3 separate regions of the Mus musculus genome follow, and regions 1 and 2 are each linked to region 3. A link is a loop called in an ENCODE intact Hi-C map of the cell type or tissue named here. Cell type or tissue: left cerebral cortex. All regions are shown on one strand.

Evidence for each region. Hi-C counts contacts between places; a loop is a spot of excess contacts. Peaks named below come from ENCODE experiments on the same cell type or tissue, not always from the same donor. Only the 100,000 strongest peaks of a DNase experiment are listed, where the experiment ranks them.
Region 1: it touches region 3 in a loop (2.3-fold over the local background); 5 of 42 quality-filtered maps call a loop at or near these places.
Region 2: it touches region 3 in a loop (4-fold over the local background); 14 of 42 quality-filtered maps call a loop at or near these places.

The regions. Positions count from the first base shown.
Region 1 is chr16:13,335,581-13,338,080 of GRCm38, forward strand. The region is part of intron 3 of Mrtfb (myocardin related transcription factor B); the gene reads left to right. Among named protein-coding and RNA genes, the nearest start is that of Mrtfb, 80 kb to the left of the region's middle. In left cerebral cortex, a CTCF peak has its summit at 1,415; no DNase peak of the experiment used is centred here; H3K27ac peaks cover 398 bases.
Region 2 is chr16:13,356,832-13,359,331 of GRCm38, forward strand. All of the region lies in intron 3 of Mrtfb (myocardin related transcription factor B), which reads left to right. The region is part of intron 3 of LOC115488652 (a long non-coding RNA gene); the gene reads right to left. Among named protein-coding and RNA genes, the nearest start is that of Gm15738, 64 kb to the right of the region's middle. In left cerebral cortex, a CTCF peak has its summit at 1,029; DNase peaks (open chromatin) are centred at 1,142 and 1,440; H3K4me3 peaks cover 2,074 bases; H3K27ac peaks cover 2,500 bases.
Region 3 is chr16:13,254,822-13,257,321 of GRCm38, forward strand. It overlaps Mrtfb (myocardin related transcription factor B), which reads left to right and starts at 1,660. Exons shown (of 17, transcript NM_001122667.2): 1 at 1,660-1,733. In left cerebral cortex, CTCF peaks have their summits at 1,537 and 1,741; DNase peaks (open chromatin) are centred at 1,466, 1,630 and 2,097; H3K4me3 peaks cover 1,472 bases; H3K27ac peaks cover 1,380 bases.

The DNA of each region.
Region 1 (2,500 bases), 81 kb after region 3:
CTCTAGCAGACTAAGAAAGCACATTCATCCATGAACATGGAGGGTAAAGAACACACTGTAAGTGGAGTGAGGCCCAAGCCCAGTGACATACTTTCTCTAGAAAGGCCACACTCTGTAACCCACCCAAGTAGCACCTAGTGTTCAAATGTGTGAGCCGAAGGGGACATTTCTCATTCAAATTATCACACTAACACCTTCAGAGTATAGATTGGATGTACATTCAAATGTCATAATTCTGAGGATTTAAAAGATAAGGAATTTGGCATTATACTAATGAAATCAAGTTCAGATTCAAATATGGACAGTTAAATAATTTGGGAATTTTAACTCAAGGCCAGGTAAGGTTTTAGAAAGTATTTTGGTTTTTATTTTCTTCACTAACACTTTCTTGTAGAAATGTATGTACTGTATAAGCAACTAATTCTTTTATGCACCCTTGAGGGTAGAACATTGTGTCTCTGTCAGATTTCACTTATGAAACGCTGTCTGCAGTCACCAGTGATCTTCTGTTTACTCGTTCACCATGTATTCAGAAATTTAAAGCTACCAGTTATCTTTGTGGCTTTATCTTTCTTATGTATAATTCATATTCTCTCTCTCTCTCTCTCTCTGTGTGTGTGTGTGTGTGTGTGTGTGTGTGTGTGCGCGTGCGCGCGCGCGTGTGGAGGGGTTACATGTGAAAGTTGTAAGAGTCTGTGTATGCATGTGTGAACATATGGTCCTAATGTTGTGACTATTACCAGGCAGTGTCTGGGCTTGGGCTTGGGTTTTGCTGTCTTCATTTTAAAAGCACTGGATTTTGGCTGTGGTAAGCATTGAGTAACTTTTAGGTCACCTCAAAGCCTTTTGTAAATTTTGCCTGTCAAGATCTAGGGGTACTTTTTTTTAACTTTTTATTGATTTTTTTTGTGACTTTCACATCATGTACCCCAGTCCCACTCATCTCCCTGACCCCTTGTATCTGCCTCCTGCCCTTGCAATCTTCCTCCCTCCACCAAAATAATAAAAACCACACAAACAAAGCAAAATAAAACATAGAAAACATCTTGTCATGGAAGCTGTAGTGTATCACAGAGTGTCCCCACAACATACTCCTCTGTCCACAGATCTTCACTTGTGAATGTTCATTGCAATGAGTCATTGGTCTAGTTCAAGGTCTTTGGTTTCTGTGAAACCATCAGTATTGAATCCTCATTGGGCCTGATTATCCTTTTGTTGCCCTGTGTCATGGAAATCCTGCAATTTTGAATCAACAGGACTGACACTCAACAGTTCACAGATAATGCAGATTTGGGGTGGGCTATATCAAGGCCCTAGATCTGGGCCTGGGTGGTAGCTGGGCTGGTCAGCCCACTGGCCCTGGATCTGGGACTGGGTGGTAGCTAGGCTGGTAGGTCGCTGGCTCTCCCTTATCTGTACCACCAGGGCACGCTCTTGAGTACTGTTCTGGCTAGGCTGCCCAATGCTGTCATCAACAGGAGGCAGGGCCAGCTCTTGCTCACTCTCACCCTCTGGCCGGGCTCTCACACACCCCACACTCCCAGCCCCCACACCCATTGGGAGGGCCGGCTCTCCTGTTCTCCTGCTCTGTCCACCCCGGGGCAGCTCTTAGACTGTGCTGGGGACAGTGGTTTAAGGGCACTGACTTTCATCTCCCTTGGCATCTCTGCTGTTGCCCTGCCATTTGCCCTAGGGAGAGCTTTCCACTCAAATTGCTTGGAGCATGTGTGCTATGAGGATACTTAAGCTGGTCATTTTTTACTTAGCCTTGTGAGAAAGTCCATCACATAGAGCACTTCCATCAGCAGAGACATCAGGGTACTGTCACACAGGTTTCGGGACTCTGACAACACAAGTCTTTCTTTCAGAAACTTAACCTGCAATGTTGGAGCTGGCTCACCCTCCAGAGCACTGGGTCTTGATGCACAGCCCATTTTCTAGTGTGTGTGAGCAATGCCTCATGTGTGTGAGCAAATGCCTCATGTGTGTTGGGTTTTCTAGTTTCTCATGACAGGAAGTGCTTGTGACTGCATCGTGACCAAATCTGTGGGGTCTGGAACTGGCATTTTATTGCGAGGCTTGTGTCTTCTAGGGTGTGTAGGGCTGAGCCTCTGATCAGACTACAGCCGCACTGTCCTCTCAGTGCTAGGTTTTGGTGCTTTGAGCAATGAATGAAGGAACAATAAGGAGAGCAGCTTTCCACATCTCAGCTGGCAAGAGCAGCCTAAGGATCTTGGGACACTCCTCAGCCTTCTGTGCCTCCTGGAGTCAGTGGCAGAATTACACACTTCTAGAAGCTCATTTTCTCTCAGTTCATAAACATCAGAGAGGAAAGGTTTCTCAGACTGGCAGAGTCTGTTCCTCATTAATAAAGAACTAATTATGTGCTGTTTTCTCCTTAAAGAAATACTAAAATAAATTTAAAAAAGAAAACCACTTTGCCTCAATATTTGAATTAGATCCAACTTGGCAAAAGAGTCACCCCTTAAAGATAACCACT
Region 2 (2,500 bases), 100 kb after region 3:
CTCAGCAGGACTGCTGGGATACCGTGTAATATGTGCAAAAAAGTTGATGAAGTACCCAGTAAAGAGCAGTCACTCCTTGTGACTCTTGGAAGGACAGGAATGCTGTATCGGGAAACTAGGTCCAGAGACAGGGGACAGTAGCAGAGGTTTGCTTGAGGGCAGTGTGATAGACACTTCCATGTGCTCTTAGACTTAGACTATGCTGGAAGACTTCTGTTGCTTCAAAAGGAGCCTCCGTTGACAAGAAACATGTCATATGTTGTAAAATCCCATTCTCCAGAGATGTGGGAGAAGGGCAGATAGCAATCTCAGTAGGATAGTGTGGGTTGACTGCCTTGAAACCAGAGGCAAAAGATTTTCAGGATGTTTGATCCAAACCCCTCTGTGCTAGGAGGGGAAATACTGCTTCACCTGTGTGCAGGATGTAACCCTTTCTTCAGTCCACCGAGGCCATGCTGTGTATGACTAATATCACCTCATTTTCTCTTCAGAAGAAATATCCATCCTTTAGAGGCTTTTTTCTTCATCATCCATCAGTCGTGCCTGGTCACTGGTCAGGAACAGTGTTGTCAGCTATTTTCTCCTGTATTTTTTTTTTTCAGCTTAGTCTTGTCCCTTGGCTGTGTACAAGTAAAATTACTCATTCGACAAGACTCCTCATCGAGCACGGCTCTTGTGCCACTACCATTTGTTGATGGGCATATGGGAGCTCTATGCAAAGGCACATGGTTTGAACTCTAAAAATTATTGTGTCTGCTGGTGTGTGTTTGGTGTATGTGGAAACAAACTTGTTTCCACGTTGCCTGGAATTTCCATCCATAAACATTTCCTTCCAGAGTGCCCCTTGCATGTGTGAGTAGCCACCTGTACCTTGCAGAAAAGGCACGCGTGTTGTGAAATGAAACTCCAGCCCATCGCTGATTAAATCTTTTAGGAACATCTCTTAGTGGTGTTGCTTTGTACTTGGGAGAACAATTCTCCTTTAAAAAAGAATCCTAGTGATGCTAGCTCTCTCAGCCGACTAGTGGCACAAAGGCAAACTGCTGCTCCATGGGCTCTGAATAGCCAAGGAAGCAGCCGGATTTGCAGCACATTCCTGGCTATAAAGCTCTGCCAGGGATAGCCCTATGTAGCAAGAGGCTCCCACAGAGGAACGTGGGAGGGAAGGGATGCTTTCCACCCACATGTGCTGGTAGCATGTTTATTCAGTGAGGTGCCTCTGCAGAGATAAAACTGCTTCCTTTGGATGTCCTCTTCTGTCATTTGTTTAGCTGGAGAACTTCATGAGTAATGCATGGGCTCGTCTGGCCAGTGTGAAGTATTTCACAGCCCAGGGCTTTGCTTACAGAGAGCACAGCAGAGACGGCAGCCAGCCGTTCATCTTCCTGTTATCAGCAAAGGTTTCTCTTTAATAGCTAGAGATTTTATTTTTAACTGCTTGACTCAGTGCTCGTCAGATGATTGGGAGCATCTAGCTGCAGATTGAAGCAGCCAGCGCGGGGGAGGCTGGAATGGCAAAGGGAAGGGGGATGGCTGGGAAAGGGGGTGGGATCTTAAGAGTCGTGCCTCGCAGCCTCTGCCTTCCTCTAGTGTGGAAGAGTTAAAGGCTCCCACCCGAAGGAGTGTGTCTGCAGGTCAAGCTGGGAACTCCAAGCGAATGGCTGCCTTATGTCACTTAGAGACTTAATTGCTCTGTGACCAGTGTGCTGTGAGGAGGGAGCAGGACCAGAGTGTTCTGTGCTCTCTACTGTCCTGCGAATCAAGCTTATCTCCTGCTGGATGCTGCCTGTCTCCAGAAGTCTTCACCATGATCGATAGCTCCAAGAAGCAGCCACAAGGCTTCCCAGAAATTTTAACTGCTGAGGATTTTGAACCTTTCAAAGAAAAGGAATGCCTTGAGGGAAGCAACCAGAAAAGTCTCAAGGAAGGTCAGTCTGTCTCTGGACAGGGCAGGATGGCTACATTCCTGTTCCTGTCACCTTGCTGGCTGGCATGTCTGTCTACCACTGTATGTCTGTGTGTCTCTCTGTTTGCTGTTGCCCTTACTCCTGAGTTCTCTATGGTGAATGTTTAATCCTGCTTGCAGAGAGACAGAGTTGACAGGACATGAACAGTTGGCAATAATTGCTACTGATAATGACAGTTAGGAAGCCAGTCCTGGCTTCAGTTTAATTTGTCCAGATTTGTTTGTGTATTTTTCCCAGTTTGGGGATTCTCCTCCAAACCCTGTGGGTTTTGGAGAGGCTATTCCATTTTTATTATTAACCAGAACACTGCTTTATTTGTGTTTACAGCCACATAATTCCAGGAAAAATAATTTTCCCGATTAATATGTTGGACGTTTGTTGTTTGTCTCCTTGAGTCCTGAAATGATGACTCAGCTGTGTGTGCATTATCTGCATATTGATTTAAAAGCATGTTGCATAGTTTGATTTAAAAAAAAAAAAAAAGCAAGCAAATAAGCTTGTGAATGCTTACTGGTGGTTAGAATTGTCGGCAA
Region 3 (2,500 bases):
TAGGCCCACAGGGTATGGCACTATTAGGAGCTGTGGCCTTGGAGGAAGTGTGTCACTGAGGTGGGCTATGAGTTTTGAAAAGCTCAAGCCACGCTCAGTGGCTCAATCTCTCTTCCTGCTGCCTGAAAATCCAGATGTAGAACTCTCAGCTGCCTCTCCAATACCATGTCTTCCCACACTTTGCCATGTTTCCCATCATGACTATACTATACTAAACCTCTGAACTGTAAGCCAGCTCCAATTAAATGTTTTCCTTTATAAGAGTTGTCATAATGTCTCTTCACAGCAATAGAAACTCAAACTAAGACAAAGACCTTGTCACAAGGCAGTGCCAGGCCCTAGAGTCATGCAAATTCAAATACTGTGTTACTAAGACCATATGGGTATTTTCTTTATTGCAGGCTTCGGAAGTGTGATGGTTCGTATATGCTCTGCCCAGGGAGTGGCACTATTAGAAGATGTGGCCTTGTTGGAGTAGGTGTGTCACTGTGGGCATGGGCTTTAAGGCTCTCACCCTAGCTGCCTGGAAGCCATTCTTCTCCTAGCAGCCTTCAGATGAAGCTGTAGAACTCTCAACTCTTTCTGTACCATATCTGCCTGGTTGCTGCCATGTTCCTGCCTTAATGATAACGGACTTAACCTCTGAACCCGTAAGCCAGCCCCAATTAAATGTCCTTATAAGAGTTGCCTTGGTCATGGCAATTTTCTGTTTACAGCAGTAAAACTCTAAGGCACGAGGTTATGGGTACCCACTTTAGTGCATCTCACTATGCCAGCCTCTCTTCCTTAGAAGCAATTACTCTTAAGTTTTCTTTTGGGAAGAAGTCACACCGTAATGCAGTGGTTCTCAGCCTTCCTAATGCTGGGACCCTTTAATACAGTTCCTCATGTTGTGGTGATCCCCCAACCATAAAGTTATTTTGCTGTTATGAATCAATGTAAATGATACACAGAATCTGATATGCGACCCCCTGTGGCCCCGAACAGCTGACCTAACTCCACGAATGCCCTGGCTCTATGTCCATGAACCATTCTATCCTGGGTTCTCCCACTGTTTTCGAACATATTTTGCTTTTAGGGCTCTACAGAGTTGGAGAAAGTGTGAAAAGCGTTCTCTTGTCTAGTTGCATTAAGATGGGTTGCAACAGACCCCCTATTGGGGTCACTTCTTCCACTCGGAAGAACTACAGAGGGGTGGAGAGTGAGGCAGGGCTCAAGAGGAGGGGTTCCTACAGGTGCGGGTGTGGCATCAGAAACGCACCGACTCCACAGGCCGGTCTGCTCGTCCGCTGCAACCTCCTTCTGGAATGGGGAGGCGGCAAGAATGCACTTAGTGAGGCAGCATGAGCTGTTTGCTTGCTAGGGTAGCCGGCACTGACTGACCATCTATCTGACTGGGAGCAGCCAGAGCTTAGGCAGCAACCAAAGAGCTCCCAGCTCCGCAGCCCAGCTGCGCATGCGCCCCGGGGCAGCCAGGTGAGAGCGCGGCGGGAGCGGGCGGCCTCGCACCTGGGTTTTAACTTTTCCGGGTCAGGGGCGAGGGCGGATGCCGGGTGGGAGAAGGGAAGCAGGGTGTAAACCTCCGGGAGTCGGCTCGGCGCTACCTGGAGCTTCCAGGACGGGCTCCGTGCCTTCAGACGGGAGGAGGGTAAGCACGGGGGCGGAGCGAAGTCTCGCGAGATCCGGTGGTAGCTGCGGCAGCGGTGGCGGCGGCGGCGGCAGCGGCCGGGGAGGTGAGCGGCGAGCGGGTGCGAGGCGGCCGTTGGGACTGAGGCAGGGGAGAGCTGCGGAGGGCGAGGCCGGGCCCCGGGAGAGGGACGGACGGAAGGCCCGCGTCCTCGGTGGCCCCTCGAGGTTGCTGCGGCGCCTCCGGGTGCGCGCTGTCCCGGGACTCGCGCGGGGCGGGGCGGGGCGGGGCGGCCGCGGTCTCGGGGCTACCGGGTCCGGGCTTCCCTCGTCGGGGGTCCCCTGTGTGCGGCCGCGGCCCGATCTTCCCGGGCAGCCTGGAGTTGGTACCAGGCGCTTCGCTTGCGCGCTCCCACGCTGGAACTGCAGTGAGGTGCAGCAGCGCCTTGGCCGGAGCCACTCGACGGGGACGTGGTGGGATGGGGACGGCCCACGCCCCGGACTCACCTTCCATCCTCCTCCCCAGCCCTGCTCGCGGCTCTTCCCCTGGGGTCCCCGCGGGGCTGCAGAGGGTGTGTCTGCAAGCCCTCCCGAAATTGCACGCACGCAGCGTTCCGGGTTTCCAGGGAGAAAGTTTTCCACCGCTTTTGTTCTGTCCCTGAAACTTTGCCTAGTTCTCAGTGTTCAGAAGCTACCCTTTGGCCCTGTGTATGAGCAGACGCGGTGTGACAGTGACGAGGGGTGCGGCGGGTGTAGGGTCTCAGGCCACGAGGATAGCTCAAGGTTTGCCTCAGGCAAAGAAACTTTGAAAAGTTTGATTCTTTTCTGAAGCTTGAGATCGCACTCTTAGGATGAGCGGTTGTGAAGTTCCTAA